Linked DNA regions of Mus musculus: all the other regions are linked to region 1. The links are chromatin loops, found by intact Hi-C in ENCODE. Cell type or tissue: heart. All regions are shown on one strand. Each heading gives the region's core, and the rest is flanking DNA. Links, peaks and the distances in the headings are about the cores only. Region 1 overlaps Me1 (malic enzyme 1, NADP(+)-dependent, cytosolic). Region 2 overlaps Cyb5r4 (cytochrome b5 reductase 4). Region 3 holds the start of Prss35 (protease, serine 35). Region 4 overlaps Cep162 (centrosomal protein 162). Region 5 overlaps Snap91 (synaptosomal-associated protein 91).

Region 1 (6,385 bases), core at 464-5,463:
TCCCTGGTTTCTTGTTTCCTTTGTAGGAGTTGCTGCAATTGGTGGTGCTTTCACTGAACAAATTCTCAAGGATATGGCTGCCTTCAACGAGCGGCCCATCATCTTTGCTTTGAGTAATCCGACCAGCAAAGCGGAGTGCTCTGCAGAGCAGTGCTACAAGGTGACCAAGGTGAGCAGTCCAGGATGGGTCATCCAGGAAGCCTGAGCTGCTCCGGTGTTGATCACCCCTTGACCTCAGCCTTACTCCCTCCCATCAGAACCGAAAGATACAGGAAGACTCTTCTTCCGTGGTGACTCCACCTTCTCATCCTCAGGAAATAAACCAACTCTGTAGGTCTTCATGGTAGCATCCCTTGAGTGACTTGGAAAGTTTTAAATATAAAAAAAGTAAAGGGAAAGAACTGAACTTCGGGTGGTTATGAAGATATCTTTAGCTGTTTCTTAGCACTGAAGCATACAAAATGAAGCCACAGTTTAATTTTTGCTTAGCTAAATTTTGGGTTTGGATTTTGATGCCATGGGTGGAGGATCTGGGCAGCTATGCTGATACCCAGCCAGACTGGCATAGAGTCCTCGGCACTCAATACTTCCCAGTTTTAAAAATAAAAAGTTAATTTTATACTGTGTTTGTACTGATATATATTTGACTGATAGCTTGGCAGAAGGCCTTTTGTTCTCCTCAAAGACTTGAAAATATCGTAACAAAAATGAGATTGATTTTATGCATCTAAAACTTCTATTTTGGAAATATAAAATAGAGAATGTAAACACAGCACAAAGTCATGATACTGTGTGCAAGCCGGAGCTTGGCTCGACTTTGTAATGATGTTTCAAGCCTTCATGGTCGCGGAGCTAATGATGCTTTGACAAGGAGCCATTCCACGCCTTTCTCTCTGATCTGGGGTGGCAGGCAGTATCCTGAGTAATTGTAATCTTTATCTCATCTACAGATTGAGTTTTCTTCACATTCTTCCATAGCTTTAAGTCCTCAAGGGAGAACACACAGCCCTTGAGCAGTAACAGAATCGTAGTGTAGTACTTGCACGTAGGAGGCCCTGGATCAGCAAGTGCGCAATTCATTGCTTTGTTTCTGTGTATGTCAACAGTCCTCCCTTAGCTTAGAGCTCCTGCCACACACATCCGTAATTCGAGTTCAGCTTATATAGCTCTATTTTAAACCTTCAGTGTGTCAGAAATAGGTGGTCTCACCTATTTCTCACCTAATGCTCTGTATTGTAAAACACTGAAAGTCACCAGGAAACTGGACACTAAGTTCTAACCTAGCACACCATCTCGAAAATTCTAGGAACCTCTTGACTTCATCTTCAGACGTTTGCAGTTAGAAGCCTCTTCAGATGTGGCCACTGGGCCTGTGGTTGGACCACTGCAGAGAACAGAGTTGCAGCCTTAGGGAGTCCTATGCTGAGTTCATTCCTGGGCAGGTTAACATAGAGTAAAAAGCACCCGTGCTGACCCCTTGGCAGCACCAACAGCACAGCCCCCGGGCTCACCAGGAGTTAAGCTCTAGACACTCCTAAGCCTCCTTCAGACGGTTCTGTCCTCAGACACCCCACTTCCCTTATCAGCAGTGTGTGTCTGTGTTGCAGGGACGTGCAATCTTTGCCAGCGGCAGTCCTTTTGATCCAGTCACTCTCCCAGATGGACGGACTCTGTTTCCTGGCCAAGGCAACAATTCCTACGTGTTCCCTGGAGTTGCTCTTGGGGTGGTGGCCTGCGGACTGAGACACATCGATGATAAGGTCTTCCTCACCACTGCTGAGGTACTGTGAAGAGCTGGTGTGTGCCAAGGCTGGATTTGCCCAGTGCGGTGTCTTATTTATTTAGTGTCACAGCTGTCTGTCAAGTGTGAAGAATGCTAAGCAGAGACTAGGAGTGGGTAGCTAGTGGGTTGCTAAGCATCACTAGTGAGAGTCTTCCTCCGTCGAGACTAGCTTTCATTTCAAAGGAGGAATCTTTAACTTGCTTTTAGCTACTGATTATCAGTGAAACAACTAAAAGTATTTTTTTCCAAATGTCGGTAAGTCACATTTCTCCACCGTGAGCCTGCCTAAATAATGGCATTGTGAAGTCTGACACAGTTTAGTAGAAGTGTCTGTCATTACCGCTTCAGTACAGAAAATTAAAGCTGCACTAGTTTTTAAGCAGATATGAGACTAAAACAGGACACTGCAGGTTCGTACGCTCACTAGAGGGGCTGATGAGATGGTTCAGTGGATAGAGGTACTTGCTGCCAATACTCATGAGCTGAAGTCAGTCAGCGCAGGACTTCATAGTGTAGAAGAAAATCTCCTGCAGCTTGGTCTCTGATTCCTACACATGTGTCATGGCATGCACATGCCACCTCCCCATAAATAAATACAAATGTAATCAGGATTTTTTTTTTAAGGAAACCACTGATAGGAGAAGTCAGCTTTCAGTAGGATTTCGGGAAAGTCCCTCAGGGCGTCACCGAGCCCACCTGTCAGGCAGTCCTGAACGGTCGAGGACTGATTTTACCCAGCCCCAAGCTGATACATTAGCCGCAGTTTCTTAGACACGGTGGAGAGAACGTGAGGCACCAGCTCAGAGACAGAGAGTGGCGTTAATCCTGCTGCAAATGGTCCTGGGAGCTTACGCTTATTGTCCGATTCCTTTGCATCCGAGCCTCAGCAGGATCCTGGTGCCGTGGGTGGGATATATTTGTCACCATGAACTGATAACTTGCATGCTGGTCCTGTTGTAACTGTGTTCCAAATTTGGGCGCGCACACACACACACACACACATATATACACACGCACATACATATATATATCATATATATATGTATATGTAATTACTGAGAGTATTTTAAAGTTTTTACATAAAGAAAAGTACAACTATTTCTTTTAGGAAAGCATAAAATGATCTTAATTCTTTAGCCCATGTTTTCTTCCTTTAACTCTAGCACCCTCTAGTGACAATGTCAGGTAAATACGTTTTATTTCTCATTTCATAAATAGTGATTGCTGATCACTGTCAAAGGTTCATGGGCTTTCATCTTAGCACCCTGGAGGTAGAACCAAGTGGATCTCTGAGAATTCAAGAAAAGTCTACTGTGCAGAGCAAGTTTCAGGTCACCCAGAGTTACATGGTGACACCCAGACCTCCCCCTTGGTCTCTGAAATTTTTTTTTCTTTTTTGAAGAAAAAAATGTAACTGGGTATGGTGGCTCATGCATACTTGTAATCCCAGCATTTTCAGGGATGGGTCTAGATGTAGGATTTCAAGGTTAAGGTTGGTCTTGGCTACACAGAGAGCTCCAGGTCAGCTTGTACTACATGGTGAAATAGCAGAACCAAGTCAAGGAAAAGCAACCGGTGCCATGGCAACTGGGCTCTCTCACTGCTGGTTTCCTCCCAGCTGTGTCATCACAGCATTCTCCTTCCTCAGACAACACGCCCTTGCTTGCTTCCCCTGGTCTTCAGCTTGCTTTTAATGAAGACTGCACATATGTGCATGCGCGCGCGCGCACGCACACACACACACACACACACACACACACACACACACACACACACACACAGTGGATTTAGGGTATTATTTTTGCTTCCCACATAGTTCCTTAAGGCAGATCTGTCACTAAATCTGGGTCTCACTGATGTGGCTGGGCTGGCTGACCAGCAAGACCCAGGGTTCTACCTGACTCTGCCTCCCAACACTGGGAGTCTAAGTGTGTGCTGCAGAGCCTTGCCCACAGCCCATAGATACTGAGATCCCCTCAGGACCTCATGCTCATTTAAGCACGTTCCCAGCCTCGAGGCTACACTTTTTTAAACACTCGGACCCTGAGGGTAACCTGGCTGGCGTTGTTCTTGAGAGCTTTGGATGTTAACAAGATCATGTCGCTCCTTTAACTGAAGAGTTCACTCCCTTTAAGGCCCTTCCTTCTTCAGAATGTCATAGCAACAACAAGCTGCTGACACAGGGGAAGCAGTGCAATAGAAGCTCCTGGAAGAACAAACTTAGTGCTGTAGATGCTCACTGCCCGGGGAAGGCTGTCTGGTTCAGCTCACTGAAGTCACAGTTCAGAAATTAGAGTGACTTGCTTTATTCCACAACCCCAGATTTAATCACTTCTGTATTACAGCACACATACACAAAAACTGATTGGAAGGGGCTGGAGAGATGGCTCAGTGCTTGAGAGGACCTGGGTTCAGTTCCCAGCCCACATGGTGCCTCACAACCATCTGTAACTCCAGTTCCAGGGCATTTGACGTCATCTTTGGTCCTCCAAGGACACCAGACACAGACACAGAGGTGCACAGACATTCATGAAGGCAAAGGCAAAACACACACACACACACACATACATATATATATATACATATATATATATATATATATATATATATATATATATATACATATACATATACATATACATATACATACATACACACACACACATACACTAGTTTGGTCACATGTGAAACTGGAAATTTCATTGACTAGGCTAATCTGAAAGGGTATTTTTGGATTTTTAAGAATGTATTTGTTGCTTTATGTGTGAGTAGTACATGCGTGTGTACTTGTGCAGAGGTGGATGCATGTGTATGAAGGTGTGTAAAGGTTAGAGGTTAACACTGGCTGTCTTTTGAGACAGGCTTTCTCACTGAGTCCACAGATCACCCGTTGGCTTGGCTGGCCAGCTAGGGAGTCAGGGCTAGAGCAGTGTGGTTCAGTGATGCTCCTGTCTCTACCTCCTGGTGCTGATTGCAGAGCTGTGTCATGCAGTGGCCTTTAAAGAACTCATCTTTCCAGCCTCTGGTTCTGAATCTTTGTTTTAATTATGAAGAGTGAGACTGTTAACTTCCCTGGTGCTGGGAATAGTCTTTGGGACTGTGTGCAATACCTGACAGGGCAGCTCTAGTTGCTGTCCTTGGCTGCGCAGTATGCAGCAGACTACCAGAGTTGCACGTGTGCTGACGTACAACTGACTTGGCATGGGCAGGAACCCTTTGCTCTTTCCAGTGTTTGAAAATTCCATCATAACACAACAGGGCTAAGTTCTGTCTATCTAATACTTTCATTTTAGACATGAATTGGAGTAAAGATAACATAGAGTCGCACCATTGTGTGCAAATCAGCCTGACAGTTCTACTTTTTACAGTGTGTCAGCTGTTTGTCACTAGATGAGCTAACAATTCCATTGTTTCTCTCCTGTTTGGGATAGTAGCTATGTTCTCAGTGATTTAGATCCCACCCCCGCCCCGCACCGTGTTTGAGTGTTTTTCTTGCATGTGTATAAGTATGTGCCTTATGCTTGTGGACCAAAAGAGTGCATCAGATACCCAGGGGTTGCAGACATGTAAGCTGCTGTGTGGGTGTTAGGGATCTGACTCTGGCCATCTCCAGCAGCAGCGAGTGTTCTTAATCACTGAGCCAGCTCTGCAGCCCCAGGTTATTAGTGCTGTTGTTGAGCCGGGGTCTCAATGTGTAGCTGGATGGCCTGAAACTCACTGTGCAGACCAGGCTAGCTTCAAATTCACGCAGGTTGTCTGCCTCTGACTCCTGACTGTAGGAATTAAAGGTGTGTGCACCAGGACACCCAGCTCGGTTCTTGTCTCATCCGTAGATCAGGAATTACCTGACACTCCTCACTAGTCCTTAAATCCATAAATGAGGAAAACCAACACAACCTGTGAACTGTTCCTACCTGAGCTCTGGTAAGGAGTAGTTGTCTTCTCCTCTCTGTTCTGGGGAATGGCATGCCCACTTCAGTAGTAAACATTTAATGTCTCTTTGTTTAGAGTTTGGAACCCTGATCACTTTCTCTGGGGCAAAGGAAAGCTCATGTTTATTACCATGTCACAAAAGCAAGAAATTAATTAGTTAAATGAATTTATTATATAATCATGACCAATAGTTTCTAAGTCTAGGTGTCTTAGTCAGTGTTCTGCTGCTGTGAAAAGATACCGTGACCAAGGCAACTCCTATAAAAGAAAGCATAGACTCGGGAGCTTGCTAACAGTTTCAGAGTTAGTCCATTGCATCATGGTGGGGGCATGGCAGTGTGTAGGTAGGCTTGGTGCAGGATGAGCCGAGAGACAGACAGGGTGAAGGAGAGAGAAAGGGAGGGAGGAGAGAAAGAGACATATAGACACAGAAACCTCAAAGCCCACTCCCATTGACACACCTCCTCCAACAAATCTCCACTTCCCAGTCATTCCAAACAGTTCTTAACTGAGGACCAAACCTGCAAATATTTGATCCTGTCGGCGTCATTCTTATTGTTGGAGGTCCAGGAGTTGCCTCATAAGCCACACGAACACCGGTCTCAGTCAGACAGGAATAGTTTATTGAGCATTTGGCCAGTTCTGATAGATGGAGCCTTGGACCAGACT
Region 2 (6,385 bases), core at 614-5,613, 430 kb before region 1:
GCCATCTCAGTCCATCAGTTATGTGGAATGAGGTAATAAAATAAATATGAGAATAAAATAAAAATGAGAATAAGGGGTCAGCAGTGCAATCAAAACTGGAAACAAAGACAATAAAGACATGAACCAATACATTCTTTGTTCAACTCAAATATGGGGCATAGGGAAAGCTTTCTAGTGAAAGATAGTTTCTAGAAGAAGTTTCTAGAACACACCAGAAGCTTCTAAAACACAAAACTATTTATAGTGAGTAATAGTCATAAATAATAAACTTTGCTGGCTCACTAAAGCCATGGAATGCAGCGATGTGTTAAGCACAGCACCACCTTCCTCACACACATCGCATATAAACTCGGTGCTGAGGAATGTAAACTATGAGATTTTATTTTTTTATTGAAAAATCTTCTGCTGAAGAGGTACACTCAACCAGATGACACAGGGAGATTCAAGAGAAGTTAACAGATGACAAGTTAGGCATGAGCTGACTTGGTGTGCATTGGGAACAAACAGCAAAGGGAACATGTCTTCGAGAAGCAAGAAGACTCTTATCAAGAGAAGGCTAATGTAATCAATGAGCAAATGGGACTTCGCATCAGCGCATCAGAGCAAACATGTCCCACTATTAAAGCAGATACAGCTAAGTATTTTAAACACAAAACAAATTACATTTTTCACAGCCTGATCAAAAAATAACTACCTATAATCTCAGAAATAAAAAAAGTATTAAGAAAAAAACCCCAACATAACAGAAAACAGGAGAAGAAGAAATCAAATTATGTTTGATGAAACCAACCATAAAATACCCCAATCTGATTCAGGTATCTTAAATAGTAAATAGTAAAAAATAGGTATCTTAAATAGTAAAAACCTAGTAATATATAACATTATCATTAAAATACTAAATGAAATGTGAAACAAAAGCAAATTACTAAACTTCTAACGACTATGATGTCAGAATAACCATTAACAAAATTGATAGTAATTAACATATTCTATGGAGCTTTTAAATAGTGAGGAAACTAATGTTCGTTTGCCAATTTGGAGGAAAGGGTACTGATATAAGCATCTTTTGAAATCCATGTAGACCCTCTCCTATTAATTTAGGAAAATTAAGTTTCCTATTCATTAATCACCATTATCTAACTTTCTCCAAGATGTATGGGTGCCACACAGAATATAGATTGGATATACAACTGTCTCCCTATGAACAAATAATAAGAAGGCTGTATGCTAACTGAAAAATAAATAATCTAATTTTAAAAACTACAGTAATTTGTAACAGCAGATCCACCGGTCCCTTCTCCCACTGAGTCTTTTCTGTAAGCCAATCACCATCATTGCTAAAGGAAATCGAGATGAGTTCAAGTCTTCCCGCAGAGGAGACAGTGCACGCCACATACTGAGACCATCTCTAGAATTTTAATAAAGTGAATTGAGAAATCTCATAAACAGCTGCCACCTGTGAACATCTGCCGACATTTCAGAGTTCAAGCCCACCCATCTCAAATGAATGCAAGCATTTCCTTCCTCCAAATGTCTCACTGCTAAGTCCACGCATACAACGTTCTGATAACGTGAAGCCACTTACCTCATTAAAAAGATCTGTTCCATCGGCTCCTGCGGCTCTCATGAGTTCATCCTCCCCACCCGGATGGTACTCCATATAAGGGCTGACGTTGTAAACAAACCCTGCATCAAAGCAAGGAGAAACGATGTCCAAATGAACTTCTTACAAATTGTAAGGCTTATAAATATAAATTCTGATAACTCTCTCCCAACATTTCATTTAGGAGTTCATTTTTTTCAAAGTAGTAAGAGCTGCAATGTCTAAAATTCCACTGATCTTGTGAGCTAGCTAATTAACCTGTCAGTCTTTTGGTCTCTCTTAAATAACATGGGACTTGCTGCTTAAGACAAGGAAGTTTAATACTTACATCAATACCTGCAACTAGAAAAGCAACACTCACATCAGCTCCTTGATCCTTAGTTTCCACAGAGCTATGTGAAGAGGACCCTGAGACCTGTACACTCCTATTCCTCCAGGAGAGGATCCTGGATAAAGAAACTGGATAAAGGTCCTTCCTAAATGCCAGTGAAAGTGCCAGCTCTCTGCTGTGAGGGCAGCCATGGCCTTTATTAAGCTGACCCATGAGTAAACTTATTGTCTAGAACAGTGTCTCTGTTCATAAAACATAAAGAAATGCAAAAGATCACTCAGACCACCCACTAAATATGTCTAGATTCAGAACTGCAGCACATTCCACTGTAATTTTAAGCCCAGATCCATGTGATGGTGCCCTCAGACAGTCCCATCTTAGACCCACCATGGGTTAGTGCCAAAGACCTATGTCTGTTTGTCTATCTTCCTGGTGAAGGTGCCACAGTGTCCCAGGCTAGGTAGGTAACTATGTATGTGAACCACCACGCTCACCATACAGAATTAAGGGTATCACCATGTTTTAGGTCACATGTTCACTGACTAGAAAATTTTCATTTCTTTTTTATTCTATTCTATAAGTTACAGAGCCTCATGGAAGAGCCCAAGGACTCCAGAGGAAGCTCAAAAAAGACACTTCTAGTGGTGCAAGGTGAAAATTTTTTTCCAATAAAACTAAAATACTATGTTTAAAATTCTTGTTCTTTCATAAGTGTGGGGTTTTCTAGAAGCTACATGGACATGTGATTTGACACTGGAGATAAACACACAACAATACATATGAACTGTCATCTTTCAAGCTATATATTAGAGATACTAAAATCAAAAATTATGTATTCCTGAATTTTTCATTTAGAAAAGTTATTTTAATAAACATAGGTACTATGTACAACGTATAGTAGTTTTAATAAATTAATTTTAAATATTTTTACATTTCTTAATTTTAATTAGTGGTAATGTTAAGAGACATCATGCAAAAAAAGCCTTCTAATGTTCTCAATAATTGTTAAAAGATTAGGAATTATTTCAAGACCCAAAAACAGTCTGAAAGCACTCAGGTGATTAAAATTAAACATATTAAAAACTTAATTTTTGGTTTTAACATTCAATCAAATATTAAAGTTCTAGACTACATTTAATAAATGAATTTAATGTCTATCATGTATGTAACAGTATTATATGCCATTATAGAACAGCATTCTTACTTACTTAAATTTTTACCATTGTTAATGATATTAGCCCCAAAATACATAATAGGAAAAGATATGTTTATAAGGTAAAAACAAGTCACCATTTTTCAACTTTACTGGAGTTTCTTCTCTAAGCCTGAGTCTAAGGACTGTGATGACTGCGCCACCTTGTGTTCAATAAAGAAACTGCAGCACCAGTTTCCTTCTGTCTAGAGATGCTTACCTTGTTCTAACAACTGCTGAACGGGATTAAAATCCACAACTCTGAATGACAATTATAACTCTGTCCCTCGGTTCTTCTACTGTCTGTTATGTGCTTTGACGCTTTGTTATCACACATCAACATGGTGCTCCTAATGAACTGATTCTTTGTGTATGTGTGTGAGTGTGAGTGTATGCACGGGTGCATGTAGGTGCACATGTATGTGGACGCCAGAGGTTAACTTCAGCTGTCTCCTCATTATGCTCTAAGACATAATCTAAACTCACCGAATCTAAAGCTCATCAACCTCTGGTCTCCACAGACACACATGGAACAGTGTGCTCATGAGTGTGCATGTGTACGAGCACATGCATATACACATACAAATATGTATAGGTGCATACAACACACATATGGTTCCCTTTAGAGTCTCAGAGACCCTTTTCCTAAGAGCATTCAATCACAAGGCTCTGGATGGGCAGTTATGCCATATACTGGGTGCCCCTGAACGTTTTAACTGCATCACCTTGGTGTTAAATTTCTTGGCAAACACCTGCTTCCTTTCAAAGGGAATGCAACATAAGAATGCTACAAAAGACTTCCATCCCATTAGTTCCCTGTCTTCTGCATCAAATGTAAAAGGTTATACAAGGGAAAATACAGTTCAAAGTGAGAACAACATTATTTATGATCCACTGAGGCAATTTTTGTTACCAAGTCTGAAAGCCCAGGCGTTTCTGAGATGTTTAGTAAATGCCGCTTACCTCTTATGCATATCCAACAATCTTCTTTCTTGTTGTGCTTCTTAAGCTCTTCTTCAGTTACTTCAATTAACCCGCCCTTCAATCCTGTTAAGTCCTTTCCACTCTTGGTCAGTCGGATCCAATCCATAAGACTCCTGCCTTGTTTTAAAGGTACCTAGAGAACGGAAAACAAAAGCTATGTCTGGTTCTAAGTTGGCTGCTTCCCTCTCCTCCTCCGTCAATTTGCCTTTGGACTACTGTATCCATCCTTTATTAGCCTTAAAAAAAAATCCTACACAACAAGATCCCATCTCAAAATAAATAAATAAATAAATAAATAAATAAATAAATAAATAAAGGGTAAAATGACAAAACTACAACCCAACAATTCTACAACTTCTCCCATCTCGTGTGTGTGAAGCTGAGCTACTGCATTAGAAGTTTACTTTATCTGCCATTTTCAACAGGGAAGGTCCTGCCATGGAGCAGCTCAGGCTGGTTACAAAACTGGCAGCCATCAATCCTCCTGAGTTCCCTTTTATTTTCTTTAACTTTAAAAAAAAACTTTTAGCCAAAGTTCTTACTTTTGATTAACTTTAATTGATTTATTTTTTTATTTTTATTACAGGGAGGGGACTCTTTTGTCTAGTTCAAGATGTCCAGGAAATTCAGATGCCTAGAATCTTAAACAAAATACTATTTAAGATACCGACTATGAGATAGGACTTTGCAATTCTGTCTCACAAACTTTCTTCATAATGGCAGTAAGGAATAATAGACACAGTACTGAACCCAAAGTCAGAATTTAGAATGTCCAGGTCCTAGCTCTGTTACTAATTATGTTATTGATGCCATTTTGAACCAAAATTTGTGACCTTAACAATCAAGAGATCTGATAGAAGATATGCCAAAGATTGGCTAAATTCTCCCTTTCTGAATTATCAATATAAACAGAAAATCAGAAATTACTGTGCAACAGTGTTTGCGACAAACCCACTGATAAAGTATACCAAGCACAGGAAAACACCATGAGGAAGGGTGTGGGGCGAACATGAGCACAGGACAGCCACATCAAGGACTTCCAGGCCTAGGAGAGAGGGGAATTGGTACAGCCCTTTTCTAGTCTTAAGTGTGAATGTTGACAGCGTATGTAGAAACTATCAACCACAGCTTCCTCCCCTGGATGACTGCTCGCCTATAGAGACATCCCACTAAGATAAGCTAAACTCGTCTCAGAGATTGCCTGAAACCACGGCCACCACCAAACACCCCATGGTGGTGACCCCTATACATTTTTTTTTCCTTCACAACTCTTGGAAACTTGTTTTTACTGTGGGTATTAGTGACCTTGGCATGATTTTTTTTCTTACTAAGAACTCTGACATTTCCACTCACAGGAAGCATTTCATGGCTTCTCTTTGGATAGAAGAATTTCCACTATTGTTAGTCCGACACTTGGACCATTACTTGAAAACATGCACTTCCATTTTCAACTATCTATCTGGAAACAAAACAGATGGCTACAGGGCAGTACATACACCTTAGACACAGGACAAGACAACTCATGCAGTTGACTGTAGATAACAGGAAAGATGGGACCTGAAGTTATGAACTGGGGAAGATTACAGTGTTTATAATGGTGCCCTTTACAGAAAATATATACCCCGCCTACATGATTTAGTAACAGGACATTCGGAGTTCTGTTTTCTTTTACAAAATACATTTTCAAGATTTTAAGGTGACAGATTGGATGGTCAGAAAGTGTTCCCCCCAAAAAACACACTTAATAAACCTGTTCTGCAAGGTGGGGTACACTGGGAAGTGTTTAAGTACTGAGAATTAATGTAAATTAAAAATGGCTTTGAAACTGTTTTCAATTTACATTAACTGAAGTTCTCTTGTATTCTTTATTGCCCTGTAATGCCTTCCATCACATTCTAACAAAGCAATAAATAAGGCCTTGGCCAGATATGAACACTCCCCGTCTAATAAATAAATCTGTCCTTTATCCATATCCACTCTCGGGTATTCTCTTACAGTGGTACTAAGTGTATTAACATGGGTACACTAGCATTTTAATTCATTCGTTAGGATGAAATTTCAAGCACCTGTATTGCAGAGGGACACTCTTGTCCAAGAAGCTCATTCCAAAGTATGAGGAGAATGGTACTGCAGACACACTCACGCTTGAGGACGCTTGCGTACGCACTTTCTGGAGTCATATCTAATTTAGGCATTCATTTATCCCAAAATAAATAGGTCAGGACCTCTGGGGTACACTCCATCATCTAACTCAACCTTCTTGTTTTGACCATTG
Region 3 (6,385 bases), core at 666-5,665, 150 kb before region 1:
ATTTTTTTTTTTTCTAATGTAAGGGCCTATTTAGTCAGATCAGTGACACTGTAGGTCACCTTACCAAGTATGTCTGGGCACACAAGTGAATGCATAATCACTTAAAAAAAAAGAACCTTGATTGTCCATTTTGAACCTTTAATGATCCCTGCCCTTCTCAATACTACGGCCTGCTTTTATACACACACTCAAGTGTGAGGGCATGCCCACATTTCCTCTTCTGCTTTTATCCTTCGCCTGTGTGGTAAGGATTGAGATACCAGGAACCACTGAGGCCTGGCCTGGGAACTCTGAATAACGACAGACAGGAGAGATGCCTGGGCCAAGGGTCGCAGGGGAAGCACAAGAGCATCACTGGTAGTAATGAGCTATAAAGATGATTCAGGAAAGTGGGACGCAGTCTGCACAATACCTCTACAAACGTGCATGGTCATCTTGAGTTTGGCAAGATGCAGAGCAGACTCATGGCTGCTGTAATGGAGTTTTATTCTAGGCCACTACAAGTCACTTGCAGGTGTCACTGACTGGCTAGAGCACCAAGTGATGCAACATTTACAAGAAGAACATAATGTCACGGCAGTGGGAAAATGACAGTGTCAGTGGTATAACAAAGATGGACGATAGAGACCATCTTTCAGTTCAGTGGCCATAGGGACAGTGGACTTTAAAACCATATCAACTTATGCTCGCCATTTACTAGCAAGGTGATTCTCTTAAGGGTCCCTCATCTTTGCACTTTCCACATCTGTCACAGATGGAGAATGGCATACATGATTTTTGAAGGAATAATACGTGTGTATGTATGTGCACATGTGCACCCATGGGAGCATTCAGCAAATGGCAGCAATTATCATTATTGCCCAATGCCTGAAGTCAAAAAGTGAATGAGCTCTCCCTGAGAGGCAGAAGCAAGAGGCTCACCAGTTCTAGGTTAGCTTGGACTGCATAGTGAGACTGTCTCAGCACAGTATGTACTGGGGGCAAAAGAAAGCTGAGGCAGTGCATGCAGGTAGTCTCAGCTACTAGGGAGGCTAAAGCAGGAGATTCACTGAAGCTCAGAAGCTCCAGGCCAGCCTTGCCAACAGAGACACCATCTCTTCTATGAAAGCAAGAGGAAAACTTTGGTAGGTATTTATAAGGTATAGCCCAAACCTTTTACCAAGTACATTCCCTATGGCACATAGGCACTGGTCTCTGGACGGACCCACATCCTCATCATGAGGACCTGTGTCTATGTCCCTCACATGGTAAGGGAGATGGTGAGAGTGTGACTAAGCTAAAGGTTTTCAGATGAGAAAATTAGCCAAGCTATCAGGTGAATCAACTGCGACCATGGACCTTGTAAAGAGAAGGCAGGATAGAGTTGTGGAGATGGAAGTGGAGACTGAAGTGGGGTGGCTCAGGAGGTAGGTGGTCTACAAAAGATGCCAAGGGTTAGCAAGCAGAAGAACTTAACAGGGACATTTTCCTGCTGATCTTCAGACTTCTAAGCTCCACGCATGTAAGATTAATAATTTTTTGTGAATTTACCTCTGTAAGGTTTGGCTAATTTACTGGAACAGAAATGGGAAGTCAGGAGGTTTGGAAGAAAAGCTCTCATTAAAGTGTTTGCCATGCAAGCACCAGGATCCCAGCGTGGTCCCTAGAACCCACTACAAAAAGCTGAGGATGGGTGCCTGCATATGTGCTCTGCATGCTGGGTAGGTGGAGACCAATCTTGGCCTGATTCTAGAGAGAGATCCTAATTAAAAAATGAGGTGCTCAGCTTCTGGGCTGGCCATGGTGGCACTCACTTTAACCTTAGCACTCAAGAGGTAGGGGCAGATGGGTCTCTGAGAGTTCTGGCAGAGCCGGAGTTACTGAGTGAGACCCCATCTCAGGAGAAAGGAGGAAAGAAAGGAGAGAGAGAGAGAGAGAGGGAGAGGGAGAGGGAGAGGGAGAGGGAGAGGGAGAGGGAGAGGGAGAGGGAGAGGGAGAGGGAGAGGGAGAGGGAGAGGGAGAGGGAGAGGGAGAGGGAGAGGGAGAGGGAGAGGGAGAGAATATCAGAGAAATAAAAAACCAATCACTTGGTGCTTCAGTGATGGCTCAGTGGTTAACAGTGCTTGTTGCTCTTGCAAAAGACCTGGGTTCAGTCTCAGCATCCACATCTGGCAGTTCACAGCTGCCTCTAACTCCAGCTCCAACGAATCTGACTTCCTTTGATGGTCTCTGTAGGCACTTGAACATGTCATAAGTCTCTCTCTCTCTCTCTCTCTCACACACACACACACACACACACACACACACACACACACACAAGTTAGACATACATTTGATAGTTTCTGAGGAACAGCATCCAAGTCTGACCTCTGACCTCTGGTCTACACACACACATGAGCACGCACCAGCAGACACATACATAACCAGCACACACAAACATACTCCCACCACACTAAAAAAGAAATAAGAACTTAATACGTAGATGAAGATGAGAATATAGTTTCTAAAACTGCCTTCCCTGGATGTTTTGAAAGTAGTTGGGAGTATGAAGTTGGGGGGGGTTCATTTCCTAGGTGCTAAACATCAATTATAAAATTTATAAAGATAATAGAATGTTCAATTTTAGATATATAAAACAGAATCTCAGGAAATTTTATGATAGTATTGATTAGTGCCGCTAAAATCAGGAAGCTGAACAGTATAGATGATAATCATTTCTCAGCAAATGAAGTGTTAACTATGCTGAGTACCATCTTAAAGGCCTTTCTTTAAAAAAACAAAAACAAAAACAAACCATAACCTCTGACAGTTCTTCTCAGCTACCGAGTGGTCTCATAAGACCTAAGCTTGCTCTCCAGTTAATCGTGATCAACAAAGAGCACACAAGTGACAAGTGACATCAGTCAGTGAGCTTCAGAAGGCTTCATCTCCAGTCCTGGGAGCAGGTCCTTGCTGGCTATCTATGCCACCACTAGATGGCAAAGCAAGCCTGCCAAGAGCAAGTCTGGGGCTGCATTTCCTCTTACATCATTCGGCTGTGAATCAGAATTGTCCTCGAAGCATGGGAGATGAGGAAAGTGTAACTGGTTCACAATACACTAAAGAGTTGTCGCATATGGAACTTATCACACGTTCAAAACCCACCTCCAGGTCCCATCGCCCATCCTGATGAGCTGAGGACTGATGACGATGTCCACAGCCAGACAAATTTCTGGCAGGTGTTTTTCCCAAAACAGCTCCAGTGCCAGGACCCTCCCACCATGGCCTACAGCACGGCTGAGCCATCCACCCCATGGGCTGTGATTCATTTCAACGCAGAGGAAAGTCGCGAGCCTGCCAAATATTTCCATATGTTTATCAAATACTTTATAATCCATTACTAGGGGTAAGCTCTCCACCAGTTCTACGCTGAGAATCAACAGTTAGAGGGTTCACTGACAATGTGCCAATGGCTATTCAAAATACCGCATACCATAGCACTATTTTCAAATTCAGCTTCAGGACTGGAGACAGAGCAATGTCTGCTTTAAAAGTTTGGCAGTCCTTGAGGGAAAGGAAGATGGTAAAGTTACTCAGATGATTATTTTACAGTAACCCACAACTTCTGTTTCTCATCACAATAAAAACTAAAGCCTCCCTTTCTTTTCTTTTTTTTCCTGCTATTTCTGCAGGATACGTACATCTCAATTTATAAAATGTTTCGCTGTGTGTAAATCAAATTGAGGTGAATGGAACTAAGGTAACCCCAAGGGTGATCCTTCATTTGCTGGCATATGAGGTGCACCGTACATGACTCTTGACTACGCTTTATTTTTTTTTTAAGTTGGATCTTCAGCAAAGAATAGTTAATAAATGCATTATCTTTGGTAGTCACAGTGTATTTCGCTAATCACATATCAGTTTACCTGTAGGGAAATGTAAAATTATAAAATAATGATTTGTAAACTAAGTTGATGTTGGTCTTTCCTAATGTTCCCAATTCAGATTTCCCATCTGTCGTGTCTAAGGTGAAGGAGCTCCAGCATTCCAGAATTCCTGAGTCCGGTGCTTCTATTTAAAATGGATTTGTTGGATATTTGAGAATTGGGCACAGAAAGAAAGGCAGTCTATTCAGTAGAGAAAGTTGACCCACAGTAGCAGCTTCACGTGTGATGAGCCAAGCACATACTGAGGGCTCTCATATTTTAAAATATCTGCAAAAAAAGTGGAAAAGAAATGTACATAGAACTGTCTCACATGAGAGTCTTCTCTAAAATGAAATCCCATGCACCGTTTGATTGGCACTTTCTAGCCTGGCTCTTATTTGGCTAGGATTTTAACATTTTCTCTGCTAAATCATAAACCAGATCTTAAACACAATTCTCCAGTCAGCAAGTTATGACTTTTATAATTCTCTGTACAAATGAACTTGGCGGCGGGGAGGGGGGGATGTCAGAAGCCAGAAAAATTAATAAAGACAGGGAAGAAGAGACTTGATATACCAGACAACATCTTTCTGCATGTGTGTGCACGCCTTGGTTCTTGTGAGTAAATGGAACCCCATGGAAGTCAGAAGACAACCTTGAGTGTGGTCATATGCCAGGCTAACCCCCTAGAAGCTTTCACAGAGTCTCCTATGTTCTCTCCCCATCTGCTATAGGGCACTGGGATTTCAGATGTATTCTATCTCCTCTGGTTTTCTGTGGGTTCTGGGGATCCAAACTCAGGTCTTCATGTGTGTGAGGAAAGCCTTCTATTTGCTGAACCATCTCCTCAGCCCTGAAGAGCGACTTTCCAAATTGAAGATGGTATGGAAGTCAGATCAATCAGGCTTGGGAGTTGCTGCAACTTTCCAAAAATTCTTATTATTATAAAAGGTCTCAAGATCTCACACACCCATACACAGACACAGACACACACACACACAGAAAGACACAGACATATATACACACACGTACACACACATGCATATTTACACATATACTAACACACACTTACATACAGTCAGACACACATACACACACACCAACACACAGATGAGGCAAGAGAAATATTTAATCTCCATGTGCCCTTCACTCAGCTTTGGTAATTCTCAATACTTGGTTATTTTTTCAATCCACTCACCCCTGGCTGGTCCTTTAAAGCAAGCCCAAGATCTCCACTTCATCTCACCTCCTCGTCCCACGGGTCTTCCACTGTTCATTTCGCTACCCAGGCAGAAGGGAGAGGAGAGAGGGCAGGGCGACAGAGAGAGAATGAGGCAGACAGAGGCAGAAAGTACTTCGGCAGCAACTTAGGGAAGAGACAAACCTCTTTCCAGGAAAAGTTTTTACACCTTTTCCAGTGACATCTGTTAATAATCACAAAAATAAAGAGGGTCCCCTCTGGTACTGTTTAAGCAGAAAGCATTCCATTTGTATTCCAATGCAAACATCACTCACTCCTCGGATGTTAACCTTGCAGTGGCCGTTACTCATTCAGAATGGAAGAAGGGTGGTTGATCTCTAAAAAACAGCCAGCCTGTGATCCCTTCTTTAGTGCTTTTCTGTGTTCCTCCTGTGGGTCCTGCCTTGTTCAGGAGTGGTCCAGCCTCTAGGGTGCCCTCCTGTGCAGTGAGTTCATCCTTACCTGAGATGCTTACTGTATCCTCCCGTCCCAGGGGCGCTGCCCAGCAAGGATCCGGGTGGATGCAGACACTGGCTACGGAAGGTGCCAGGAGCCTAGTGGGCAGCAGAGTGCAGGGTCCTCTCAGCGGAGCTTCCCCGAGTCCGGGACCAGGCGAGAGTGGGGCTGCTGCACTGAGTGGCTGGAGATGGGAGGGGAAGGGGCGATGACGCTGACTTAGAGGGGAGGGGTGGGCGGATCCTGCTTACACACCACTGCATCCCTGCTGCACACCGATGGTTAAGAGCTAGAAAAAAACTCTAAATGGGTTCGCAAGAATGTAGGCACCCAGGGCGTGTTTTAACCAATGTTTTAAAAACAAAGCAGCAAAAACAAGAGGAGGAGGAGCGGCCAGCATGCCTAAACCAACTTAATCAGTATTAGCACGAAGGGAGTAAAGGTTATGGTTACCTCCAACCCAAGAGTCTCCATCTAAGGCCAAAGGCAGAGGTGAGGAGCCTACGCTGGGACACTGGGACACCCAGGGAGCAACTTGTGCAGCCTCCTGTGATTCACTTCTGTAGCTTTATTTTGAGCCAAGTTTGGCATACTCCCACTCCGGTCTCCACAGAATTCCCATCACACTCTTTCTGTTCCTTTCTTCTCTCCTCGGGATGGGGCACTCCTTTGGGATGGAGATTGTATGAGGAAAGCATTGTCAGCATTCCTTCTAGGCTCTGCCCTACAGTTACCTGGCAACAGCTAGGTATGACTGACTCAGTAAAAAAAAAAGGGGGGGGCTATTTGCCCCCTCCTTACTTAT
Region 4 (6,385 bases), core at 696-5,695, 660 kb before region 1:
CCTTTTGTCTCAGCTCCAAACTTTGTCTCTGTAACTCCTTCCATGGGTGTTTTGTTCCCAATTCTAAGAAGGGGCAAAGTGTCCACACTTTGGTCTTCGTTCTTTTTGGGTTTCATGCGTTTAGCAAATTGTATCTTATATCTTGGGTATCCTAAGTTTCTGGGCTAATATCCACTTATCAGTGAGTACATATTGTGTGAGTTCCTTTGTGATTGTGTTACCTCACTCAGGATGATGCCCTCCAGGTCCATCCATTTGCCTAGGAATTTCAAAAATTCATTCTTTTTAATAGCTGAGTATACTCCATTGTGTAAATGTACCACATTTTCTGTATCCATTCCTCCGTTGAGGGGCATCTGGGTTCTTTCCAGCTTCTGGCTATTATAAATAAGGCTGCTATGAACATAGTGGAGCATGTGTCCTTCTTACCAGTTGGGACATCTGGATATATGCCCAGGAGAGGTATTTCGGGATCTTCCGATAGTACTATGTCCAATTTTCTGAGGACCCGCCAGACTGATTTCCAGAGTGGTTGTACAAGCTTACAATCCCACCAACAATGGAGGAGTGTTCCTCTTTCTCCACATCCTCGCCAGCATCTGCTGTCACCTGAATTTTTGATCTTAGCCATTCTGACTGGTGTGAGGTGGAATCTCAGGGTTGTTTTGAGTTGCATTTCCCTGATGATTAAGGATGTTGAACATTTTTTCAGGTACTTCTCTGCCATTCGATATTCCTCAGGTGAGAATTCTTTGTTCAGCTCTGAGCCCCATTTTTTAATGGGGTTATTTGATTTTCTGGAGTCCACCTTCTTGAGTTCTTTATATATATTGGATATTAGTCCCCTATCCGATTTGGGATAGGTAAAGATCCTTTCCCAATCTGTTGGTGGCCTTTTTGTCTTATTGACGGTGTCTTTTGCCTTGCAGAAGCTTTGCAACTTTATGAGATCCCATTTGTCAATTCTCGATCCTACAGCACAAGCCATTGCTGTTCTATTCAGGAATTTTTCCCCTGTACCCATATCTTCGAGGCTTTTCCCTACTTTCTCCTCTATAAGTTTCAGTGTCTCTGTTTTTTTGTGGAGTTCCTTAATCTACTTAGATTTGACCTTAGTACAAGGAGATAGGAATGGATCAATTCGCATTCTTCTACATGATAACCGCCAGTTGTGCCAGCACCATTTATTGAAAATGATGTCTTTTTTCCACTGGATGGATTTAGCTCACTTGTCAAAGATCAAGTGACCATAGGTGTGTGGGTTCATCTCTGGGTCTTCAATTCTGTTCCATTGGTCTACTTGTCTGTCGCTGTACCAGTATCATGCAGAGGTTTCTTTTTTTAAAGAATGAGATAAGCCAGGTGCAGATCCTGACACTGAGAAGGCATGTGTGAGGGCATACAGAAGGAGAATGGAAAAGGATAAAGAAGGCAATAAGAGTGGCTTTTATTTGCTTGAGGTAACTGTCATCTCTGAGGCTTACTGCTAACCTAGGCCTAGTCCTGGAAGCTTCTAGCCTCCATACACTCTAATCTAGGTAGGCCTAGAATGTTTGCAGCCTCTGAGACTTGCTACTGAATATTACTCACCCTCTCTTGTACTTTCTGGCTTGTTCAACTCAGCTGTTCTGGATCAACTTCCTCTCTCAGCTGCCTGCCTCAATCTGGCTTTTCTCTTGGCTTCTGCTCGGCCTCAGACTAACTCTAGCAATCTGTTCTAATCTTCTGGCTCCCTCTCACTCTCTGGCTTGTTCTGCCTTCACCTTTGTGTAGCTTATTCTCTCTTCAGCCCATCTCATTAAAACTCTGCTGGCAAAACTGCCTCCTTCCCCCGCTCTGTGCTGCTCTACTCTCCCCTTCTACTGTCCAGCTTTCCACAGACTCTACTGTTTTCCTGTACTGGACTCTCTTCTCCTGTACTGTCTGTCTTGCCCCATAAGTACCTCCCCTTTCCTCTCGCCTCTCATGAGAGTTGGGCAGATCCTCTTCTCTCAAATCTGTCTTTGATTTGTCACTTTTTCTACCACTCAGTTAGACATCACTTTTAAACATCTGTGCTTCCTTCTGCTAACTTACCTTCATTATTTGGGATTAAAGATGAGTACTAAGGGTGTATCTGAATTCTAGCCAGAGGAATTAAAGATGTGTACTAAGGGCTGACTAGAAACAGGGTCAAATAGCCTGTAACAACAGTCAACAAGAACTCTTGTGTTGGAGAAGTGGACTCAGGAGCCTCTAACTGTTAACTAGCTTTGTACGAGGCCACAGAGCTAAAGAGGAACCTAGAAGAACACTCACTGCTCAATTCGTGGGTAGAGCATCCCATGAGGTGTCAGTTTTCATATGTGGTCAGTGGATGAATGACCATTTTGGGGGGTCGGGGAGACAGGCATTTAGAAAGTGGGTACTAGAGATATGGTGCGGAATGAGAAACTGGGAGGGGAGTAGGAAGAGAGGAGACCAAGGAAGTGACGATAGTGAGTGCATGACTAAGGAGCCAGGAGATGGAGAGGGAAAGTGACCCCTCAGTGGGTTCTCTTGGGAACAGAGGAATAACTGGTGACTCTTGGGTGGGGAGGCAGTCTCACAGGGTTTGAGAGTGGTGGTGGGATGAGGAGGAGTGTGTCCTTTAGTTCTCTGTTATCTCAGAAGAAGAGGCCACCTTATTAGCTACGAGGAAAAGTGCTGTTGAAGCTAGAAAGGGGGATTCACAATTGAAGTAACATAATAGGTAAGGAGCAGAAAGGGACGAATACATACCTGTTTATTAATACCAGGGACAAAATGCTTATTTCTCTGGTTACTACCTCTTCACCCACTGAGACCCAGAACTCTGTCATTGTAACAAGTCTTCTCAGTTGCCACTTGTTCTTAGGCCCTAGAAAAATGTCCAGGATATAGGATTTTATCCTCTATTTCTTTTCTAAGCAAGTATATTGATCAGATTTTCTTATTTTTGTTGTTGTACTTGTTTTAGCTAGTGTTTCTGTTGCTGTGAAGAGACCACCATGACCTCGGCAACTCTTATAAAGAAAAATACTTAATTGGGGCTGGCCTACAGGTTCAGAGGGCTAGAACATTATCATCACATTGGGAAACATGGCGGCACACAGAGAGACCTGGTGCTAGAGAGGTAGCTGTGAGTTCTGCATCTGCATCTGGATCTGGATCAACAGGAAAAGGATGGCCTGGGACCTGGCTTGAGCATTTGAAACTTTCAAAGCCACCCTCAGTGACTTCTTCCAACAAGGCCACACCTCCTAATCGTGCCACTCCCAATGAGCCTATGGGGGCCATTTTCATTCAAACCACCACAGCATCTTACTTGCTTAATTCTACATATAAATCGGTATTCAAAGACACATGCTTGAGTTTTAAGTTTGGCCACAAGTATCTGGAGATGGGATTTACACATTGTTACTCAGGTTCACATGATAATTGAGCTGAGAGAATAAAGAAAAATAAACATTGTAGTAATGTCTGAGGCTTTGTCATATGAAGTGGATTTTAAAAGTTAGTAATTTGTATTTAATTCAGCTTTCAGATGATTCTTTTGAAAATTCAAATAAAACACCTAGACAACCTAATGAAGACAACAAAGAAATGAAGAAGAAAGACCCAGTGCCTTGGTGGATAGCCGAAGATGATTTTGAAGATGATGGTAAAGCCTGCTAAATTTTTTTGTTGTGTTAAATCATTTGACCACAAGAGGTCAGTCAAGACTTTTCAGTCTAGACTCTATTACTGCACCACTACACCATAAAGGAAATAATACTAATGTCGTGGATTTCTGAGGCTTGAGTTGATTTTCATATTATTGAACTTTATTTTATATTATGTAACTGAGAATGCCTTTTGCATTCGTTTGCATTAAGATCATTTATATACATTCAAATTAAGGAGATAAATCAAGTATATAATCTGCCACCATATTCATGTAAGCAATTAACAAGTATAATGTGAAATCTCAGTTTGCTAATAAGTCATGAAAAGCAACTTACTTCCTCAACTGTAAGAAGTGCATTCATCTTCTCTGACATGTCTTTATACTTTCCCAAGATGTCCCCAGTCACATTTATGTGTCCCCAGTTACATGCAATGTGACTTTAAGTGTTGCTTACATATATAATATACTCCACCTAGAGTGTATCTTGCCCTGTTCCCAGTCACAAGCAATTAGTGAGTTCAGAGTGTGTTCTCTTACCAGGCATTATTGTTCTCACAAGATGGGCGTCCTGCCATCAGATCAAAGAAGTGTCAGAGAGACTTGTTTACCTGTCCTAAGGAGAGGGACACATCTGTTACCAGCCTTGAGTAGCTACCATTAAACATTAAAGCTGACCAAATTCTGTTGGATATTGGATTTTTTTTTTGATTGATTGTCATAAGGCTAATGGGTTTTGCCTAGTAAGTGAAACTATAATTCTCTTGCTGGTCAGTAACTACATTATCTGTGAGTTTCTGTTTGTTGTCTCTGGTGAGTCTTTTTTGTCTGGGTCGCATCTCTTGAGCCAGAATGAGAAGTTGCCACAGCAGCACCCCAACTGTGGTTCCCACTTAGTCATCTGTAGTGTCTGTGGGCAGATCTTGACTTTATACACAAATTACAATCTGACCTTGTAAGACTATTACTCACATAAAGCCATAAAAGAACTTGATTCTGGAATCCACCCAAGGATTTGTGTCAGGTAGATAGCTGAAGCTAACTATAAGCAGAGTCAATCATGAAACATTTTTAATATGACCATTTTATCTCCGTTTCCGAGAAAGGGAAACATTCACAAATGTTAGAGACTGTGAAATCATCCCTCTCCCCCAGCAATAGTGCACAGACCCAGGAGTGACACTTTCCCAGTATTTAAAGAGTGATTACTTCAAACATGTTTTGGTGTTTTCTTGAAATGACACTTAAACCAACAGGGATCTTGTCTAGACCTCGTTTATGTCCTGCACCCCCACCTTGAGTTCTGTGTGCTGGTTCATACTCTTCACAGCCTACTTTACACAGCAAAACTGTATAAAGGAATCTTATGCAAATTTTAAAAATGTTCTTTTTAAAATTAAGGGTACTGTAATCAAACAGAATTACAGGGTTTTTTTTGTGAATTCTAGGTCTAGTTATTTTTTTGTGTAGTATGACAGATTTGTTTTGTAGACATTATGCACAAAATTAGTAAGACAGTATTCTTCTGTTGGCATTATGAGTATAATAGCTCCCTGGATATATCTCCCTGACTATAAATATGAATACCAACTCAAAGTCTTGTCCCCAGGATTGCTTGGAACAAATGTGAGCTATTTGAAGACAAAGAAGACATATCAGCCTGTTATGGACACAGAGGAGGAATCTGCTGAAAAAGTTCAGTTTCTTAAGAGCAGTGGAACCTCCATCTTAAGTGTTGACAGCTTAGAAGCTAATGGTGAGACGTGGGGTACGAGTCGGGAAGTCACTGCTACTGGGCTTCAGAGACTTGGTAGTGGTGGGCTCAGCTGTCCTGCAGCATACATCACCAGTCATACAGACAGGTCATATGCTCTCCCCAGAGAGTCAGAATCATAACTTAGAGACAAATTCAAACTTACAGCCTTATGTACCTCTGCTTGGTGGGGGGGAGGTTCCAGTACAGTATCCATAAAAGCATTACTTAATTTTATCAAAGTTGTACATATTAACAAAAATATTTATCATTCATTTCTCTGTAGAATTGGTTGTTTCTGAGCCCCATCATAGCACTCTTGGTTTGGGCTTGGACACGTTAGAAGAACAAGAGGAGAAAGAGCAGTTCTTTGCCAGGCTTGAGAAAGGCTTGACGTCTTCTATTGATTATTCGAAATTAAATCAAGAACTAGATTCTGACGACTCTGCACAATTGAAAGCTTTACATAGGTAAATATAATAAAAACATTAATTTTGTGCTTTTCTATATGTTCATGAATTCTGGTAGATAAACATAACAGACAAATTAAATCTCATCTCTGCCTTTTTTTTTTTTTTTGGAAATGATGCCTTCAATGAACCTGGAGATTGCTAGTTCAGCTAAAATGGCTGACCAGCAAGCTTCAGGGATCCATCTGTGTCCAACTTGTCACCACTGGGATTACAGGCACACAGTATGGTTTCCAGGGACGTGAACTCAAGTCATCTTGCTTATCCGGCAAGCACTTTACCAACAGCCATTCCCCTACCTCAAATTTTATCTTTTTAACTGTTCTGTGTTCGTTATAGTCATGGGTTTTCTTATGTATGGACAGAGTATGTTAAGGTGTAGTTGAATCTCCATTCTGCCTTTAGATACCTGAAATTTCATACCTAGATTAGATACTATCAGAACTATAGTTGTACACTGCCAAGTCTTTGCTAGGAAAGAAATTTACTTTCTGTGAA
Region 5 (6,385 bases), core at 403-5,402, 210 kb before region 1:
TGGTAACAAAAATTACAGAAATATAGCAGCAGAACTAAAGCTGACAGCTAGAAATGTGAACATTGTAGCCATGTAGGCATTCTCCCTAGTCAACTGTTAGGGCTACAGCTATTAAATGTTTAAGTAAGTTTGCTCCTTAAACTGAGAAAGAAAACTTGCTGGAGAGCCTGCATAAGGGCTTTCTTCCTGAGGGCACTCATTTGTTCTCTTCTTTATCTCTTAAATACTCGTTTGCTTTGTTAATGATTCTTTTGGTTCACATAACATATTATGTGTTCCTGTTTGATAACTTTTCAGGTCCATACCCTCAAGTCAAATTTTCTCAGCCATGAAATTCATAAACACTTTAATAATAAAATTTTCATAATTAAAATTTGTTTTAGTTATAAATCCATTGGGTTGTATAAAAAGACTTGGATATTACGTGAATGTTATTTTTAATTCTGTCATGCATTTAAGTCACTATGTGTTCATATTTTAGTTAATTCTGTTCTTTGACAATTTCATACATGTATATAGTATATTCTGATAATATATAATATATCCCAGCCCCAAACTCATTCTTACCTCCTTCTCATATGTCTTAGTTTGCTTTTTATTGCTGTGCCAAAAGTGACTTGGGGAGGAAAGGGTTGACTTCAGCTTTCTGGAACATTGAGTCAGTAACTCAAGGCAGGAAACCATGGAAGAACACTGCTTACTGGCTTGATCTGTCTGCTCTCATAAGTCAGCCAGGACTACTTTTCCTCCCACATCAATCATTAATCAAGAAAATGTCCATAGACTTGCCTATGGCCCAATCTGATGGAGACATTTTCTCAAGTGAGGTTCCCTTTTCCAGGACAGCCCTAATTTGTGTCAAGGCAGTGAAAGCACTAACTAGCACAGCATTCTTACCGGCTAACCAGTGCTTTTCCCAGATTCATGACTTTAGTTTTGCTCTGTGACTCACGGAGTTTAATTGGCATCATCTGTATGAGTTTTAGATTGGAACTATGCATTGGAGTCCGGTGAGGTCACATGAGGGTACACTGCTGAAGGCAGTGACTTCCTACCTCCAATATCTATCAGTAGCAAACAGTTCAGCATTGAGGAGTAGAGAGGTTGAGCCTGTGCCTCACTGTTGAGAGATTTATTCTTATACAGACCTGGTGCAGGCATTCACAGCTGCTGCAGAACTCATGGATGCAGTGGCTCACTATTGCCTGATGACGGCATTTCAAAACCCTTCTCTCTATCGGCTAGCTTTTATGTTCTTTTCACCCTCTTTCTCACAGTGTTCCCAGAGTCTTAAAGGGACAGAACGACTACTGTGTTAAGAACTGAGCACACATTTTCTGCTTATTCCCAGTACCCTGTATATCCATGAATCTGTGTGTTGACCACCATTCACTGGAAAGAGAGGCTTCTCACATTAAGACTGAGAGTAGCATTTGCCTATGGGTATAAGCATAAATATTTATAAGATAATTTGATTCTAGCAATTCAACTAAACAACAATATTCAGTTTCTCCCTAAGGCCCGTGTTCTCTGGTATGTGTTTTTGGATGAAATTTACAGTAGCAGGCTTAGGTACCTTCTGTAGAGTAGGCCTTGAGTCTAGAGGCAGTTGGTTACCCTTATAACTATAGTACCACGATTGCACAAGTGGGTACATCTTGCCTGGCACATTGCCTGGGTAAGTCTGTTGTTGGTTTTTCTCCTCCAGCAGCTGATATAGCGCCCTCCAGGACTATGAAATCTAGCGAGCAGGGAGGGCTTTTACATCTCAATTCCAGCTTGAGTTCAGACATATGTAGTGTCTTCAATAACAAGATCTTATTATCTAGTACTGGTGGGAAAGCAAGAGGAAGAGCCTAAGTCTGTCTTGCCTGGAGGGCTCTGCGGTCTCCTTCACTAATAACTTGTCAGGGGCATCCCACCCCAGCCCTGGGCAGTAGCAGGCTATTTTTCTTAAAACTCCTTTAAAAAAACAAAACAAAACAAAAAACAAAACAAAACAAAACAAAAACTAAATTACATTTTTTAAAAATTTGGTTGCAAGATAATAATTTCATGTGACTTTTTCATAGACCTTATTTTTTAGGTTAACCCTCTACCTCTCCTCTCATCTCCTGCCAGCCTCACCCTACCTAAAGCTTTCCACCTCTGTATTCCTCCTCTGCCCTTCCACTGCCTGCATTACATTGTATCCTCCATGGCCTCTTTCTAGTGCCCTGGTTTCTACAAGATTTCAATATTGTATTCTCGCTTTGTAATGCTGGATTGTTTGGTGACCTTTACCACAGCCCTTCAGGCAGGGTTTTTTTGTTTTTTTGTTTTTTTTCTAACCTTCCCCACTAGGTGGAGCACATCTCCCAAGCTGGGAAAGCCTTGGAGTAACCTGCCTGCTGGTTAGACAGCTTCTCAGACACCCAGAAGTAATGGGGGTGGGGTGAGGTGGGGTGGGGGTGCTAATAATTAAATCTCAGTTTCTAAGAAAAATGGAACTCGAGAACCTTCTCAAATGAAATGGGAAGGGAGCCCTCGCTTCCCTGGGTTTCTCTAGCTGTAGAGTCTGCTGGAGCTGAGGATGAGGCTGCCTCAGAGATGCGTTTGCCTCATTTGACTTGAGTAAAGTGTAAAATCAGTTTACCGGTCTTGTTTCCTAACATCAAGCCGCATCTGCTTTTGACTAGTGTAAAATTTAACTCTAGAATCTTGTTGGAGTGTTTCTTATCTGACTTTAGTGAAAGAACTTTAATGTGCAAAGGTGAAGTCCACGAATTTTTCGTGGGTTACAGCTATTGACACATTTTTCAGGAGACACATTGTAATGATAATATTTTTACATTAGTATAAAACAATGGAGTCTCAGAAAATTTTATATTTTAATAAATCTAACTTAAATTTACATATAATATTAGTTTTTAGTAAGATAGATAACAAGCCCATTGACAGAAAAAAAAAAACAAAGATGTTTTGGATCCTACCTTTGCCTTCATAAAAGGAAGAATATTTTCATTTATTCATAATAAATCTGTGTTTTAGAAGCACAAGTAAATGAGTGGTTTTGAGTCTGTAAACTAAGGCCTGGAAAAGCACACAATTTCTTCTTATACTTAAGATAAAATATCTGCTTTTTGAGAAATATAAGATTATTGCTAGGTTTTTATTAAAATTGAAATTAATAACCAACATGCCTTTGAAAATTATATTATGAGATAATATAACTAATATTTTCCACGTGTACTGTTAGTTATAATGCTAGTGGGTTTTATGATCTACTTTCTACCATGTTAAGAAAATCTGGGGTGTGGAGTCTGTAGACTGTGCTACATACACACACCTGACACTGGAAGTTTATAGGCGCTTTGAAGTTCGTAGTCCCAGCTTTCCTTATGGAGCATTTGATGTGTTCCAGGGATAAGTAAGCCTTTTAAATAAATGAGCACACTTAATCTTCATAGTCACTTGAAACAATCCAGTTGTGGGTCACTGAAGAATGTTAGCTTCTTTGTTATGAGAATAACGTCCTGTGTTACAGTGAATATCTTCTAGCCATTTTTATAATGTAAAAAGGCCTTTAGTTATGTATCTCTTATAAATGAATTGAATCCTCCTACTTTAATTTGTGTCTGTGGTTTAATACTTTACAAATCTTGGTTCCAAGACTGATCACAGACCCTGTTATTAAGTAAGATCTGCTGTGATGGTTAGTTCCGTCACCTTGACACAAACCTCAATTAAGGTATCGCCTTCATCTGACTGGCTTGCGGGCAAATCTGGAGGGTACTTTCTTGATTAATGATTGATGTGGGAGGACCGCTGTGGCCAGTGTCACCCTGGACAGGTGGCTGTGAGTTATGTAAAAAAACGTAGCCTTACTGGGCTACATAGGGAGCCCAGTCTCAAAGACAGAGGGTAGGAGACGGGGAAAGAAATAAAGAACAGTCAACGAAATTCTGCTAATTACAGATTAATGGCATCAGTCACAGACCCTGGGGATAATGAAGGTGAAAAGCTCTACCCTTTTTGGATATAGATTGAGTTTCTCAGAGTTATTTAAGACTCTTGACCTCCCTCGCCCCGTTTTTTCCATCTGTAACATGAAGAGCTTGGGCTAGAGATTGCCTAGGGTCTCCTCCTCCTTGAAAGCTCCGTGGGGAGAGTTGGTAAAACATTTGTGCTCTGATTACAAATGGTCTGGGAGGTGCAGAGAGCTCAGGGGAGCCTGCGCCTCTCCCTGCGTGCACACTGGCACAGTCAGAGGTTTCAGCTGGAACTCTTTGTCTCTTCATATGCTGCCACCACCTGGACACCGGTAGACCTTTTGGGAGAGGGTGAGTAAGCCTTTGTTTTTGAACTCCTATGAGAGCCGTCCGCAGCCATCTCTCTTCCTGTGGCCTTAGGAGTCTGGTCTATCTCCTGTCCTTTCCTCCTCTCTCTTGCTCTGTCTCTGGTGAAATACAGATTCCTTGGCTGCACTTTCCTCTGTTCCCTGTGAAGCACCGATTTCAGACCCATTTGCACCAGAGCCTTCCCCTCCTACTACAACCACTGAGCCTGCTTCAGCCTCTGCCTCGACCACCACAGCTGTGACGGCTGTCACTACGGAAGTGGATCTCTTTGGAGGTTAGTCAGTCACACCACTACTCCTTCATTCCTTTCAAGATGGCTGACGTGCCCGAGACCAATGGCCTCGGAATTGCCTTATACTATGTTAACAACATGGCCTGGTCCTTTTCCAGTGTTGGTTCATATATGCTTGACAGTACTAAACTCGTCAGCTCCTCTCCGTGTAGTTCTGGCACTACTAGAGCAGAAGCTGTGGCCCTTTGAGGCCAGTTTGACATCAGGATCTGAGTTGCTGCCAGACTCTGGCCCACACATGGCCTCCCTGCAGGGCCTCTGCAAGTGATCCCAGGCTTCTGACACATTTAGTATTGGCTTTGGGACTAGACTCAAAGTGGCCCAGGGAATATTTAGAGATCATGAGAGAACAATCCTAGCTTAAATAATTCCTTAGCACTTAGACCAATGTTTCTAGATCTGTATCTGAATATCTAGATAGATGATAGATGATTTATAGATAATTGATAGATAAATAGATAGATAGGTAGATAGGTAGTTAGAGATATTGGTAAATGTACGACAGATATATTTATATGGAGATACAGATGAGAGGAATTAAAATTTAGATGGCTCAACAGAGAGTTGACTGCTACACCTACTTCTGATTGTTGTGTTCAAGTAAAATGTTGGGTCATCTTGACTTTGGAACTTTGGGAGTCTGCGCAGCACTTGGCATCATGCTGATTAAAAGCAGGTGCAGATCAGTTTTGGAAAGGACTGCTCAGAAATATGCTTTTCGTGTAGGTGCCAGTTCTGACTCAACAAAATGCCCCACAATGCGTTTAGACACGGTGAGCATCAGAAGCCAGTTCATCTGCATATTTGCATCTGAGTGGAGCCACTGTGAAAACTCAGAGAAGAGTTTGGACCACATGCACACATGTAGGGGTGTTAGACTCATTACAGTTTCAAGTTTCTTCATTACCATATAGCATATTTCCCAGGACATTTTGAAAATATTGTAAAGAAATTAAAAGAAGCAAGAGGTGGTTTGGCAGGCAGTGGTGGAATCAGTGCGTTCCCCTGGTGATGAACACTTACGGTTACATACCATTCCGCTGCGTGCGGTGCCCTGGGCTCTGTAGTTGTCCAAGACAAGTAGCGTTAGCTAGACAGCATTTCTGCTGCAGTTTTACCAAAGAAATTGCCTGTCACCTTGCCGTGTCTTCACTCTGACACAAAGAAGCTTGCTCCTTAAAGAGCAGAGAGAATTACAGGCCTTTCAGGCTTTCCCTAGCAGGAACTTCTCATAAGCAGATTGCCCTTTGTCAGTGGTGTGCTTTCTTTCAAGGTTAAAAAAAAAGTTGTATCTTAATTTTTAAAATTAACTCCTTCGCCTTCCTCTCTCTGCTCTGCCACTGACATTGAGTCCGAAGGTTTCTCGTGCAAGGTCAATGGAAAACACGAACGGGTCACACAGCAGTTTAATACTGAAGCATTTCTGTAACTATTGCTAGTTAGAGATTTATTTTGTTCAGTCCCCATGAAAGGGGCTTGGGTACATCTCAGACATCAGGCAGGTCTGCCCTGCTTTCCTCTTAACTTTTCCAGAATAAAGCCCCAGGTGTTTCTTTAAATGCTATTTGAACCATTATGCTGTTTGTGATTAGTGTCCGCCCAGTAGAAAAATCTGTGCTTCTGTCAATGCTATCACGGTGACATTACTGTCTGTTTTAAATGTAAGTTTTAAGAAGGGGCACTGCAGAGTCACAGCTGCCCTGTGTTTTCATCAGGTCCCTCTGTTCTCTGGCAGGGACATGAGTGAAGCAGA

What was found. Peaks named below come from ENCODE experiments on the same cell type or tissue, not always from the same donor. Only the 100,000 strongest peaks of a DNase experiment are listed, where the experiment ranks them.
Region 2: it touches region 1 in a loop (3.0-fold over the local background); 8 of 42 quality-filtered maps call a loop at or near these places.
Region 3: a loop joins it to region 1, with 10 times the contacts of the local background. A loop is called at or near these places in 32 of 42 quality-filtered maps.
Region 4: a loop joins it to region 1, with 5 times the contacts of the local background. A loop is called at or near these places in 8 of 42 quality-filtered maps.
Region 5: it touches region 1 in a loop (7-fold over the local background); 26 of 42 quality-filtered maps call a loop at or near these places.

The regions. Positions count from the first base shown.
Region 1 is chr9:86,589,840-86,596,224 of GRCm38, reverse strand. Me1 (malic enzyme 1, NADP(+)-dependent, cytosolic) reads left to right here. Exons shown (of 14, transcript NM_008615.2): 11 at 27-169; 12 at 1,608-1,781. Among named protein-coding and RNA genes, the nearest start is that of Rwdd2a, 21 kb to the right of the region's middle. In heart, for the core only: a CTCF peak has its summit at 2,957 (motif pointing left); a DNase peak (open chromatin) is centred at 3,394; H3K27ac peaks cover 1,700 bases.
Region 2 is chr9:87,024,805-87,031,189 of GRCm38, reverse strand. It overlaps Cyb5r4 (cytochrome b5 reductase 4), which reads right to left. Exons shown (of 16, transcript NM_024195.2): 2 at 4,090-4,243; 3 at 1,586-1,686. Among named protein-coding and RNA genes, the nearest start is that of Cyb5r4, 6.0 kb to the right of the region's middle. In heart, for the core only: a CTCF peak has its summit at 3,296 (motif pointing left); no DNase peak of the experiment used is centred there.
Region 3 is chr9:86,743,008-86,749,392 of GRCm38, reverse strand. It overlaps Prss35 (protease, serine 35), which reads right to left and starts at 5,760. Exons shown (of 2, transcript NM_178738.3): 1 at 5,587-5,760. In heart, for the core only: a CTCF peak has its summit at 2,941 (motif pointing right); a DNase peak (open chromatin) is centred at 3,062; H3K4me3 peaks cover 538 bases; H3K27ac peaks cover 204 bases.
Region 4 is chr9:87,245,651-87,252,035 of GRCm38, reverse strand. It overlaps Cep162 (centrosomal protein 162), which reads left to right. Exons shown (of 27, transcript NM_199316.2): 3 at 3,538-3,661; 4 at 5,274-5,420; 5 at 5,704-5,887. Among named protein-coding and RNA genes, the nearest start is that of Cep162, 6.7 kb to the left of the region's middle. In heart, for the core only: a CTCF peak has its summit at 3,707 (motif pointing right); no DNase peak of the experiment used is centred there.
Region 5 is chr9:86,796,767-86,803,151 of GRCm38, reverse strand. It overlaps Snap91 (synaptosomal-associated protein 91), which reads left to right. Exons shown (of 30, transcript NM_013669.2): 15 at 4,308-4,322; 16 at 4,453-4,614. Among named protein-coding and RNA genes, the nearest start is that of Prss35, 56 kb to the right of the region's middle. In heart, for the core only: a CTCF peak has its summit at 2,327 (motif pointing right); no DNase peak of the experiment used is centred there.